Linked DNA regions of Mus musculus: region 2 is linked to region 1. A link is a loop called in an ENCODE intact Hi-C map of the cell type or tissue named here. Cell type or tissue: left cerebral cortex. All regions are shown on one strand. Links, peaks and the distances in the headings refer to the core of each region. The heading gives the core; the rest is flanking DNA.

Region 1 (5,349 bases), core at 109-5,108:
GGGACTGTCGTGACGTGATTTTCTGTGTTTCTTTGAATAGTGTTGACCTGAGCCAGAACTATGAGGCTTCTCTGGTTAACCGGGTTACTACAAGGGGGTCAAGGGTCATGTCCACTAGTTCAGGGCAAGGACTCTGGTGTCTTTCCCTGGTTCCCACTCAAAAGGCAGATTCTTCTTGCCCCACACCATTGTTGAGGTCAGAATCTGAGGCCCAATTCAAGCGGAATCACAGTGGCAAAACTGACCCATGTGTGTGCACACGCACGCGCGCGCGCGCGCACACACACACACACACACACACACACTTGGATAGCAATAGCCCTGACTTACAATGTGCAAAGGACGGAGGGACAGGAGAATGTCACTACGTCGGCTGCTGGACCAGGCATCCCAGCGAGGGTAGTCCCCCTTCTCCAGAACAAACTGCTCCCCACGAAAGGCCCTGCGCTCGAACGCCAGCCACCTGAGGGGGCAGGGAACGGGGTCACCCCTGGTGTGGCTGAGCAGGGACCCCCATGCAAGAGAAAGAACAGGAACCTCACATCTTCCCTACCCCTACCCATAACCCAGTACAGACCCCTGTGCCTGCTGTTAGGGAGGCTCTGGGGACTCATTGGTACTAGTGTCCTGCGCCAGGAGCCCATCAAGGACATGCTGAGAATCCACGTGCACCACGTTTGGGAGGAGGTTTGGTAAAATTCCCCCATGAAAGATCGATGGGTAAGGGGCTAGAGTGCTAGCTCAGTGGTTAAGAGCATTGGCTGTTGTTACAAAGGACCAGGGTTCAAGTCTCAGCACACACAGAGTGGCAGCTCATGAACATCTCAACTCCAGTTCTAGGGGATCTAGCGCCCTCTTCTGGCCACTACGGGTAGTGCATGCACTTAGTGCAGAGGCATACATGCAAACAAAACACTCACATACATAAAATAAAAATGAATAAAACTTAAAAAAAAAAAAAAACTTCTCTTTTCCCCTCTAGGCACAGCACTGTTTGTCCTCAGATGAGGAGATACAGCTGGCAGACATGCCCGAGAACGCAAAGTCCTAGAGCATAGACTCAGTCTGAGGGTCAGAGCTCAGTGCACAGCGCAGAGCCTGCTGCTCGAGGGGAGGGCAGGTTCCAGACACCTAGGTTTTCTTGCCTCAGTTCCCTCCACTATGCCAGCGACAGAAAGGGGCGTGGCTCTTGCAGGACAAGGATTCATGATATAATTCAAGTGAAGCTTTGCAGGGTCATAATTCCTACGGTTATTTAACAGTAAGTCCTGTTTCTGTTAATAATGATAATTAAAAGAAACCCTTTTAACCATATGGTGTTTTGTTTGCATGTATGCCTGTGCACTTTATGTGTGCATGGTGCCTGCAGAGATCAAAAGAGGGTGTGGGATCCTCTGAAACTGGAGATACAGACAGTTGTGAGTGCCACGTGGGTGCTGAGAATCGAACCCAGGTCCTCTACAAGAGCAGGAAGTGCTCTCAACTGCTGAACCATCTCTTCAGGCCTTATTTACATAACTGTGCACAGCTGGTGCTAACTCTGAGCTGGACACCAGCTGGCCTCCTTCCTGTTCCTGTCATACGCCACAGGAACTTATGGATGGAGAAACTGAGGCAAAGAAAGGCAAGGGCCTGGGGCAAATCTGGGGCTGGATTGGGCCTCACAATGCAGGAAGCCGGGGCAGTGGGTGCTGCCCAGGTACTCACGGTCCAGACTCCACTTGGATGGAGCCCACCTTCTCCAACAGGCTGTCGGTGAGGTTGGGACACTCCGCCGAGAGCTCGCATCGCTTGCCCTGGAAGTTCTCTAACTCGTACACCGTCACCTGGATGGACAGAGGTGAGAACCTCAGCCTCTGCAGGGCTCCAAAGTCCACGTCCTTCCACGGAACAGCAGGAAGCCCCTCCACCACCCCCGACCTGCTTCCCGCCCCCATCCCCCCTCGCCGAGGTGAACCACGCAGTCTGCACCGCCCCCTGGTGACCTCAGTGAGCAACTGCAATAATGCCCCGGGTTCCTACTGAAAATCAGCAGGGCAGCCTCAGAAAATTTCCTCAGACTCTATTCCTTCACGCCATCCACGTCGAAGCCTCAGCATGGCTTGGGATGGACAGAGCGAGCGATGTCACACTCCCCCCATCCACCAACCATGCTCAGGCCACCCGCTTTATCACGTGACAATTCTGGGACCGGGGACAACAGGCATCGCTTCCGGTTTTTTTGTTTTTGTTTTTGTTTTTTTGTTTTTTTGTTTTTAAAGATGAAGCTGTCAGCACCCAGAAACACCAAGCAACTCAAGCGAGGTCACACAGGAAAGGCGGAGCTTGAAGCCCACATCCCCCGAAGCCTGGTGCCCGGGAACTCCACTGGGTCAGTTGTAGCCCTCAGCCCTGGGCTCTAGGTCCCATCAAGATCCAGCCAGGTACCTTGTAGCTGCCCCCAAGGCCTCCATGGCTCTTGCCAGCTGCAGCCTGCTCAGGTGCTCCGTGCTGCTCCGCCATCTCTCTGGGGATACTTCTGCCTCAAACTGGAGGAGAACCAGGTCACCAGCTGCGGCCAGCAGGATCAGGGACTGGTGGGTTCCCACCCAAACAGCACTGAGGGCCAAGATCTATAATCAGTCAACAAACACCTCCTGGACACCTGCTTTGGGCCACGCATCTGGGCCAGTCAGTGGGACTGGGGAATCCCAGAGGCCCAGTAATGAAAGACCAGTTTACTGAGAACACAGGGAAGAAAGGACTTAAACTGGATGGCACTCTCCCCCCACCCCACACACACAACCAAATGCTCCCTGTAAAGGGCTGGGTATCTCTATGGGCTCTCTGCAGCCTCAGTGCCCAGGACTGGACCTCAGGACAGCCAGGGTGGACAGCAGACCACAGCAGGCAGGAAAAACAGACGGACTGAGCAGCCATTAAATGGGCCAGGTCTTTGGAAACCATCCCTGACCGTGAAGCTGACTATTGAGTGCTTACCGTGTTCTAGGCTCTCGCATAGTGGACCCTGGAAGTCTCTCTTAGCCTCAGGAGGCAGAGACCTAGGACACAGGTCTGCAGACATTTGCTCGCCAGCAAGGGTGTATGGGCGTGCACACACATGCACTGTCCTGCACAACACCTGTCCCCGACTGACCCGCTCCTCCCTCATGACACACTTGTGTGAGGTCCAGCAGCTTCTGCTCTGTATCTAACCTGCATCATTAGGACATGGGCCTTGGCCCACTTCATGGGGATGACCGGGTATTCCCTTTCTCAGAGCTGCCCACTCCTTGGTCCTCAGCCCACACAAACAATTGGGACCCAGCCTCGTGCTCAGACCCGCAGACAATACAGTTCACCAGCTCTGTCTGTGGCTGGGCCTAGTTGGCAGGCTTGGTTCCTGGAGGTCACCCTCCCTACCCTCGAGTGAGCCAGACAAGGGCCATGCACACCAGAGAGACCCGAGGTTGCACCTTCCTCAACAGTACACTCCCCCCTGCCTCACCCAGTCCAGTACAAACCTGCTTCCAGGACCAGTTGTCTCCAGACTGGCGTGCCTCCAAGGCTGGCCTATTTATGGGCATGTTCTGTTGGCCCAGCACATTACGGGATGCTGAGATAGCATCCTGTCCACCCGATCCTGTCCGGGCCATTTCATCCTAATGGTGTGTCCGGGAAGGCCCCCTAAGGCCAGTCACCTCTTGCACAAGTCTGATGACTTCCTGGGAACCGATGGCCTTTGCTGGCTTTGTGGGATGCTGGCCAGACTACACATGTCAATGATGAGACTGTGTTTGAAAGAGGCCACATCAGTTACTTGGGGGTCATAAAGCTGTTTGCTGTAGGCTCAAATCCTCAAGTCAGCCTACATCCCAATTTCGGATCCTTGGGGTGCCATTTTACAGATTCCACGACTGAGGCAAATCACTGAGTTCTTACGGTCAGAGCTACAAACTGAATTGAGTTTCAGTGTGTGAGTATGCATCGTGTATGTGGCTGAGTGAGCCTGGGTGCACACAGATGCCAGAAGAAGAGGCTGGTGCCCCCGCTTTACCCTGCTTTGCTGTATTCCCTTGAGACAGGGTCCCTCACTGAAAACGGAGCTAGATCCACAGCCAGCCCCAGCAATCTTCCTGTCTCCATCCCCAACCACTGACACAAAGTTTCTCTGTATAGCCCTGGCTGTCCTGGAACGCACTCTATAGACCAGGCTGACCTTGAACTCAGAAATCCACCTGCCTCTGCCTCCCAAGTGCTGGGATTAAAAGCGTGTGTCGTCACTGCCCAGTTCACCACTGGCTTTTCGTGGGGTGCTGGAGATTTGAACTCTGCTCCTTGTGCTTGCACGACCACTTAGCCATCGTCCCAGGCCCATAAACAAATGTACTGGTTAGCACTAAGTCACTGTGGCTAAAATGTCTGACAGAAACAAGGGTGGACAGTTTATTTTGGCTGGCAGTTTTAGACGACTGAAGCCAAGGTTGCTGGTTGCCACATATTTGTAGAGAGTGTCATGACATGGGGCGTGTAGTAGACAAAGTTCTTTGTTTTGAGGCAAGATACCGAAGCAAGGAGACGGACATGGGAAGGGGGCAGGGACAGGACGCTCTGGAGGACCAGACCCCAGCTGCTTCTTCCAGTCAGACCAGCTCCTAAAAGCTCCAGTTTCCAAAAATGGCACTTGCACTTCTGTCTGTCTGGAAGCCAGATGCTCTACGCATGAGATTGTGGGGGACATTCCGTGACAGTACAGGGTTTCTTCTTCCTGTAGCTCAGAGGCTGTATGCTGGCTTAGCACGAGGGAGGCCTGTGTTCCTCCACACAAATCAACCAGCCGCAGATCATCACTGACGGGGGCCAGAGGCAGGAGGATCAGGAATTCAAGAGTAGCCTCCATTGCAGGGTTGACGACAGCCTGAGCTGTCGCGATGAGAGGTCACGTGAGCACAGCACACATCACATGGCTGTCACTTGATTCCATTCCCCCAGGACCTCACCTACCACTGATCACATTAATGGCCACTTCCTGCCACGGGTGATGGAGCCAGTTGTCACTGGCTGGGTGGTGCTGCAGACAGCGTGGCACCCTCTCCACACTGAATCGTCCTGAGCACTGTGACATCTGAGGTTTTCTGTCTGCCATTCCCTAACCCACAGTTCCGAACATCAGCACCACTGCTGTTCAGAGCCACGTGCTCTTAGCAAGGGTAGAATGGGATTTGGAGCGGGGAATCAGGGGCTGTCCTGTGAGGGGCGGGGGTGGGGCTGCTTCTCAACATCTCCACCAAGGCTGTTTACCACAGTGCTGGATAATTAGTTAAGTCATCAGAGAGGAGGAAGTCACAATTAAGAAAATGGCTCCATAAG
Region 2 (5,349 bases), core at 163-5,162, 630 kb before region 1:
ACTGGCTTTTGGCCATGGCGTTTCACCGCCACAGCAATAGTATAATCCAAACTAAGGTGGGACCCTAACTGAATTTTCCCGTTTCAGCACCGGAAGGGGCCCCCCATCACCTGGTCCTATGGCAGCCTCTAGGAGCCATGCTTTCTCAGAGAGTGTTTCAACACTTCCCTGGGGGCTCGAACTCCCATTTTTCTTGGCCCTGAAAGTTACTGGTTAACTGGCACGTCAGGAACCCTGCGCATTGTGTACACCGCATCTTCAAGTCTAGTCCAATTTGGCCCCAGGCACGTCCGTGTGTCATCCCTGAGCTCTCAGCATTCACACTGTCCTCAGTCGTCCTCAGGGCCTTCATCGGAGCAGCCAGCCCTACTGGACAGCTGCAAACCATTCCGGATACCACACCAAGCTTCAGAGAAACAATGCTTCCTGTGACAGGATAAGCACTCACACCACTTCCCACACTGGAGGACTGCTTCCACTTTGCAGACAGACAAACTGGAGGTCAATTAGAAGAAGCCACCTATGCAAGCCACAGGATACCTAGGGCTCAAGGCAAGTATGTCTGCCTGTGCTGAGCCTGGCATCTTTTTTTTTCTTTCTCCTTATCTTCCAAGACAGGGTTTCCCTGTGTAGCCTGTAGACCAGGTCTGTAGACCAGGCTAGCCTTGAACTCAACCTGCCTCTGGCTTCCAAATGCTGAGATTAAAGGTGTGTGCCACCACTGCCCAGTGAGCCTAGGCTCTTAACTCACAGATTACACCATTCTCTGAGAATGCCACAGGCCTGTGTCTCCAAGAAATGTGGCATGGGATAACCTGGAGGCCTATGTGTCAGAAAATGGGATCAAACAGCTACAAGCAACACCATAGGGACCGGTCTCACTGCCCGCAATGGTGGCATCTCCAGTCCCCACATTGTCACAGACACAATGTAGTCTGCTCAGATGTCAGGCCTTCCTCCTTAAGAAAGTGTTGTCTGCTCTCTGGGGAACATCCTGCATTGTTATTTTAGCTCATTTATTTTATCTCCCTTGGTGGTGATTAACTTTGTTTCATCGGTTGCTGTTAAGAGTAACTAACAGAGCCGATGTGAACCCTGTTAATCTGGGTGCCTTTATTTTTGGCAAGTAACCCCCATCTGTGTTGCGTTTTGGAAGTATTTTAGAAGCACTCTGAAAGACAGGAAAATGGGGTGGGGTGGGGAGGAGATGGTCTGGAGCCTGGATATGGGGAGATGGGGTTTGTAACTACGCAACTGGAGTTTGCCTCCCACAGTGTACACAGAAAGAAATGATCAGCCAACCCTTTACTCCTTCCAGACAAGTGTTAGACCCTCACGTAGATATTCTGCCCTCGAAGGGTTGATCAAGAGGCATGTGCAAGCTGATTTAGGCAGGCAGACATATGGTAGAATGCAGAAGCTTATGCACTTATTTAAATATGAATTATATACATGGCATACGAATGATTCATCTGTCAAATGGCTAATTTCAGTGGAGAGGCAAGCCCATTTATATATGCAGCTTTAAGGCACTCAAAAATCAGCTGGCAATGGAGCTGGGTTGTAAAATAATAATAACTCATAGCCCACACAGGGTAGCCGCTTGCTTAGTCCATGATCCAGTGAAGTCCAGGGTTGGGTCTTGACCACTTTCTGTTTTGTTAAATGAGGTCCCCAATCTGCCTATGGGCTTCCACAGTGTGTCAGTTGGCTGTGATCACATTCTGACAAGAAGCTACTCAAGGGAGTGTGAGTGTGTGGGTGTATGGGTATGTGGTTTTGCCTCAAGGGACACGGTCCGTCTTGACCAGGAAGCACAGCAGCATAAACTCGAATCATCCTGTCACACTGCGTCTACACTCAGGAAGTAATAGAGTGTGGACAGGAAGTGGGGCTGACCGTAATAATCTCAAAACCTGACCCCCTTCCCCCAGTGGCTAACTTTCTCCAGGTAGGCTCCACTTCCTAAAGGCTCCACAATATTTACCTAGTCGGGAACTAGATAATCAAACACACAGATCTGCGGAGGTCATCTCACAACCACTCCATAGCGTTCCATCCCTGAGACCCATATGGCATCCACGGAAGTCTCTGCTTGAAATGCACTCAACCCAACGCCAAAGGTCGCCAGGGTCTTTAAATAGTCCTCAAGCTGTGAGCTAAAGTCAAAAGGCAAATTCTGTATTTCTGCCACACGATGGCAGAGTGAATGCATCACTCCAAATAGCTGGAAAGAAGGCGCGGCAAGAAAATCTCAGACCAGAGGAAGACAGAAACCCAGCTGGGGAAACCCCAAACCCTTCTGCTTCATGTTAGGCATCTGGGGTTCATGATGGAATAACATTGGGTAGCCCCTCTCCTCCAGTTCTACTGCCTGCAGCTCCTGCATCCTCTCTTGGTCTGCCTCTTCTCTGTGTCTGCACCTTTCCTTGGCAGATGCTCCATGATCTTGGCACTTCCAGTATCCTCCCAGTGCCTGTCCTGTCATCCTGTGTGGAACCGGTGGTTTCTGAAAGGCCCGGTCCTTTCAACAGCTCCAAACCTCACAAACTTCTTGTCACTCTGCTCAACTTAGGCTCTTTCTCACTGCAGACCCAGATGGCAGCCACAAGCCTCGACTGGCCGTACCTAGAGCCCGCCATGCTTCATTCTGGCCTCACACAACGTCTCAGGACACGCACACCGTGCAGTCAGGTTCTTTACCCTCATGTCACACAGGGGAGCTCTAGCCGGGTATCTATGGAGAGATTTCTTATTCCCTGTGCTGGCTGGTTTTGTGTCAACTTGACACAATCTAGAGTTATCAAAAAGGAAGGAACCTCAATTGAGAAAAAAACGCCTCCACACAATTGGTCTGTAGGCAAGCCTGTAGGGCACTTTCTTAATTAGTGATTGATAGGGCAGGGCTCCGCCCATTGTGGGCGGGGTCAGCCCATTGTGGGCGGAGCCAGCCCATTGTGGATGGGGCCATCCGTAGGCTGGTGGTCCTGGGTTCTATAAGAAAGCAGGCTGAGTAAGCCATGCGGAGCAAGCCAGTAAGCAGCACCCCTCCATGGCTTTTGCATCAGCTCCTGCCTCCAGGTTCCTGCCTTGCTTGAGTTCCTGTCCCTAACTTCTTTCAGTGATGAATGGAAACGTAAGCCAAATAAACCTTTTTCTGCACAAGTTTCTTTGATCCTGGTATTTTATCCCAGCACTAGAAACCCCAAGGCAGAAATTGGCACCAGGATAATGGGGTACTGCTGTGACAGACCTGATCATGTGTTTTAGGAACAGTTGAGGAAGGACTTTGGAACCTTGCACTAGAAAAGCCACTGAGTGTTGAGAGCTCAGTGAGCTGTTCTGCAGGAGCTTGGAAGACGAGACCGGTTGCGGGCAGTGTAGACGATGAAGGCTTGGTCTGTAAGGTTTCAGAGGGAAGCAAAGACTTTACTGGGTGTTTTTGTGTGAAGAATCTGTGCTTCCTGGCTAGCTGGCACTTGATTAACAAGAGACAAGAAACAGTAAAGTTAAACCTTTGCTTCAGTGGGAAAACGGATGCTGCTCATCAACCAAGAACCAGCTGTCATTAAGAAGCATCGCTGAGGTGAAATCTTCTGGGAAGGGTTTTCTCAGGGTCAGCACCACAGAACCTGTGATCCAGGAGCCACCAAAGTTGTACCTTGTGCTGGCAACTGAATGTGGTACTGTAAGAGTCACCAAGTAGTCCTGGTTTTGAAGGCATGAAGGGGTCCTGAAGAACAGCTGAGGCTTGGCACTGTGTGGCAGGACTGGGGCCTCTGAAGAGAGCCACGGTGAGGCTGTTGGTGGAGGTGCAACTCAATTGCAGCAGGGACCCAACATTTTTTGGAGATGTCTATACCATGGGAGGACCACCAAGAACAGCAGCAATGGAATGGGGCCAGCTGGAGCCTAGAAGACCAGCTGTGTGTGCTGCAGAGGGCAGACCCTTAGAAGTGACCTTTGGAGGAGCCCAGAATATTGTGAGTGTAGTCCAGATAACTGGTGGTTGTCTCTGCCTCTCTCCTTACAATGGGATCACAGAAGTGTGGTGTCACACTTGGCTTTATGTAAGTGCTTCGGTCTTGAACTCAGATCTTGTACAGCAAGCGTTTTCCCCACTGAGCTGCCTCTCCAGCCCCCTTGATAACATAACTTTCTCTAGTATGAGCTGTGAGGAAAGAGCCAGTCAGAGGGAAAGGCTCACACACTGGAGACCCACAGGAGCTTGTCCACAGCCAGCTGAGACTTCCCCCAGCCCCAGGTCTCTGGGGTGTCACCCTAGTGTCCCCTCCTGCCTGCCATCACTGTCTGGCCCTACAGGACTAGACGTTCCTTCTTCCCTGAGCTCCTTCTGACATTTGTACAGGGCAACCCCAAAATGCTTTGAGGAGGGAAACAGGGGTGACAACATTCAGTTCACCTGCTGGGTAACAAGGAGAGAGGACCCCATCCTTTTCGATTCTCCACCAGATGATGCTGCCCTGGCCTGGCTGTGGGGAAGGACTCTGAGTTAATGGTTTGAGCCTCTCTGTCACGCACAGGCTTTGAGATAGACATAAAACTGATCTGGTGCCAAGCTGAAGGTTAATTGAGTATTTGGTGCGCAGCAGGGCAGATGAGAGAGATTCCCTTTTCCCTCTACCCTTGGCCAAGCTAGGCGCCCACGGACGCAGAAGGCTTGATACAGGCAAAACCGCACATTTGGGAGGCTTCCAAAAAAGAAGAGGCTAAGATAAGCAGAAATGGGGCGGGGGAGTCCTTCAACAACTTACTGGGTGGGGCTTGAAGCTGGGTGGGATTCAACAAGAACCTGGGAGTCAATCCTTCCCTGAGGCAGCTCAGTGAGTTTGCCCGGTAACTTCCATGGGTTGAAGTTCTAGTAAGCAGAATTGTATGTTGGTGACTCATCACAACATGGCAACAGCTGTGTGCACGTGTATGTGTGCATGCATGTTCACGTGTGCACAGGTACACGTATGTACACGTATGTACATGTATGTGTGTGCATGGAGAAGATAGAGATTGATGTCCAGTGTGTTCCTCCACCTTATATACTGAAGCAGTCTCTCACTGCCTAGTCAGATTGCCTGGGGCATCCCATTTCTCCCTCTCTAGTCCTAGGGTCGCAGGTGGGCTGCCTGCCATGCCCATCTGGCGTTTACATGAGGACAGGAGCTCTGAACTCAGGTCCTCAGGCTTGTGAGGCATGCCCCACTGAGCCATCTTCTCAGCTCCCACAGTGCTCTAGAATGGAGTTTTCTGTCTGAAGCTTCAGTTCAGAGGACCCCCGAGATGACCTCTGTGACTGATCCTTCCTATGACTGTTTCCCTCTCATCTCTCCTCAT

The links. Peaks named below come from ENCODE experiments on the same cell type or tissue, not always from the same donor. Only the 100,000 strongest peaks of a DNase experiment are listed, where the experiment ranks them.
Region 2: a loop joins it to region 1, with 3 times the contacts of the local background. A loop is called at or near these places in 9 of 42 quality-filtered maps.

Annotation. Positions count from the first base shown.
Region 1 is chr5:113,078,053-113,083,401 of GRCm38, forward strand. It overlaps Crybb3 (crystallin, beta B3), which reads right to left and starts at 3,532. Exons shown (of 6, transcript NM_021352.3): 1 at 3,504-3,532; 2 at 2,428-2,598; 3 at 1,708-1,826; 4 at 331-463. The coding sequence starts at 2,502. In left cerebral cortex, for the core only: CTCF peaks have their summits at 863 (motif pointing left) and 1,997 (motif pointing left); DNase peaks (open chromatin) are centred at 2,018, 3,564 and 4,724; H3K4me3 peaks cover 257 bases; H3K27ac peaks cover 547 bases.
Region 2 is chr5:112,452,917-112,458,265 of GRCm38, forward strand. The region is part of intron 9 of Sez6l (seizure related 6 homolog like); the gene reads right to left. Among named protein-coding and RNA genes, the nearest start is that of Gm6588, 6.2 kb to the left of the region's middle. In left cerebral cortex, for the core only: a CTCF peak has its summit at 2,199 (motif pointing right); DNase peaks (open chromatin) are centred at 1,514, 1,700, 2,208 and 4,684.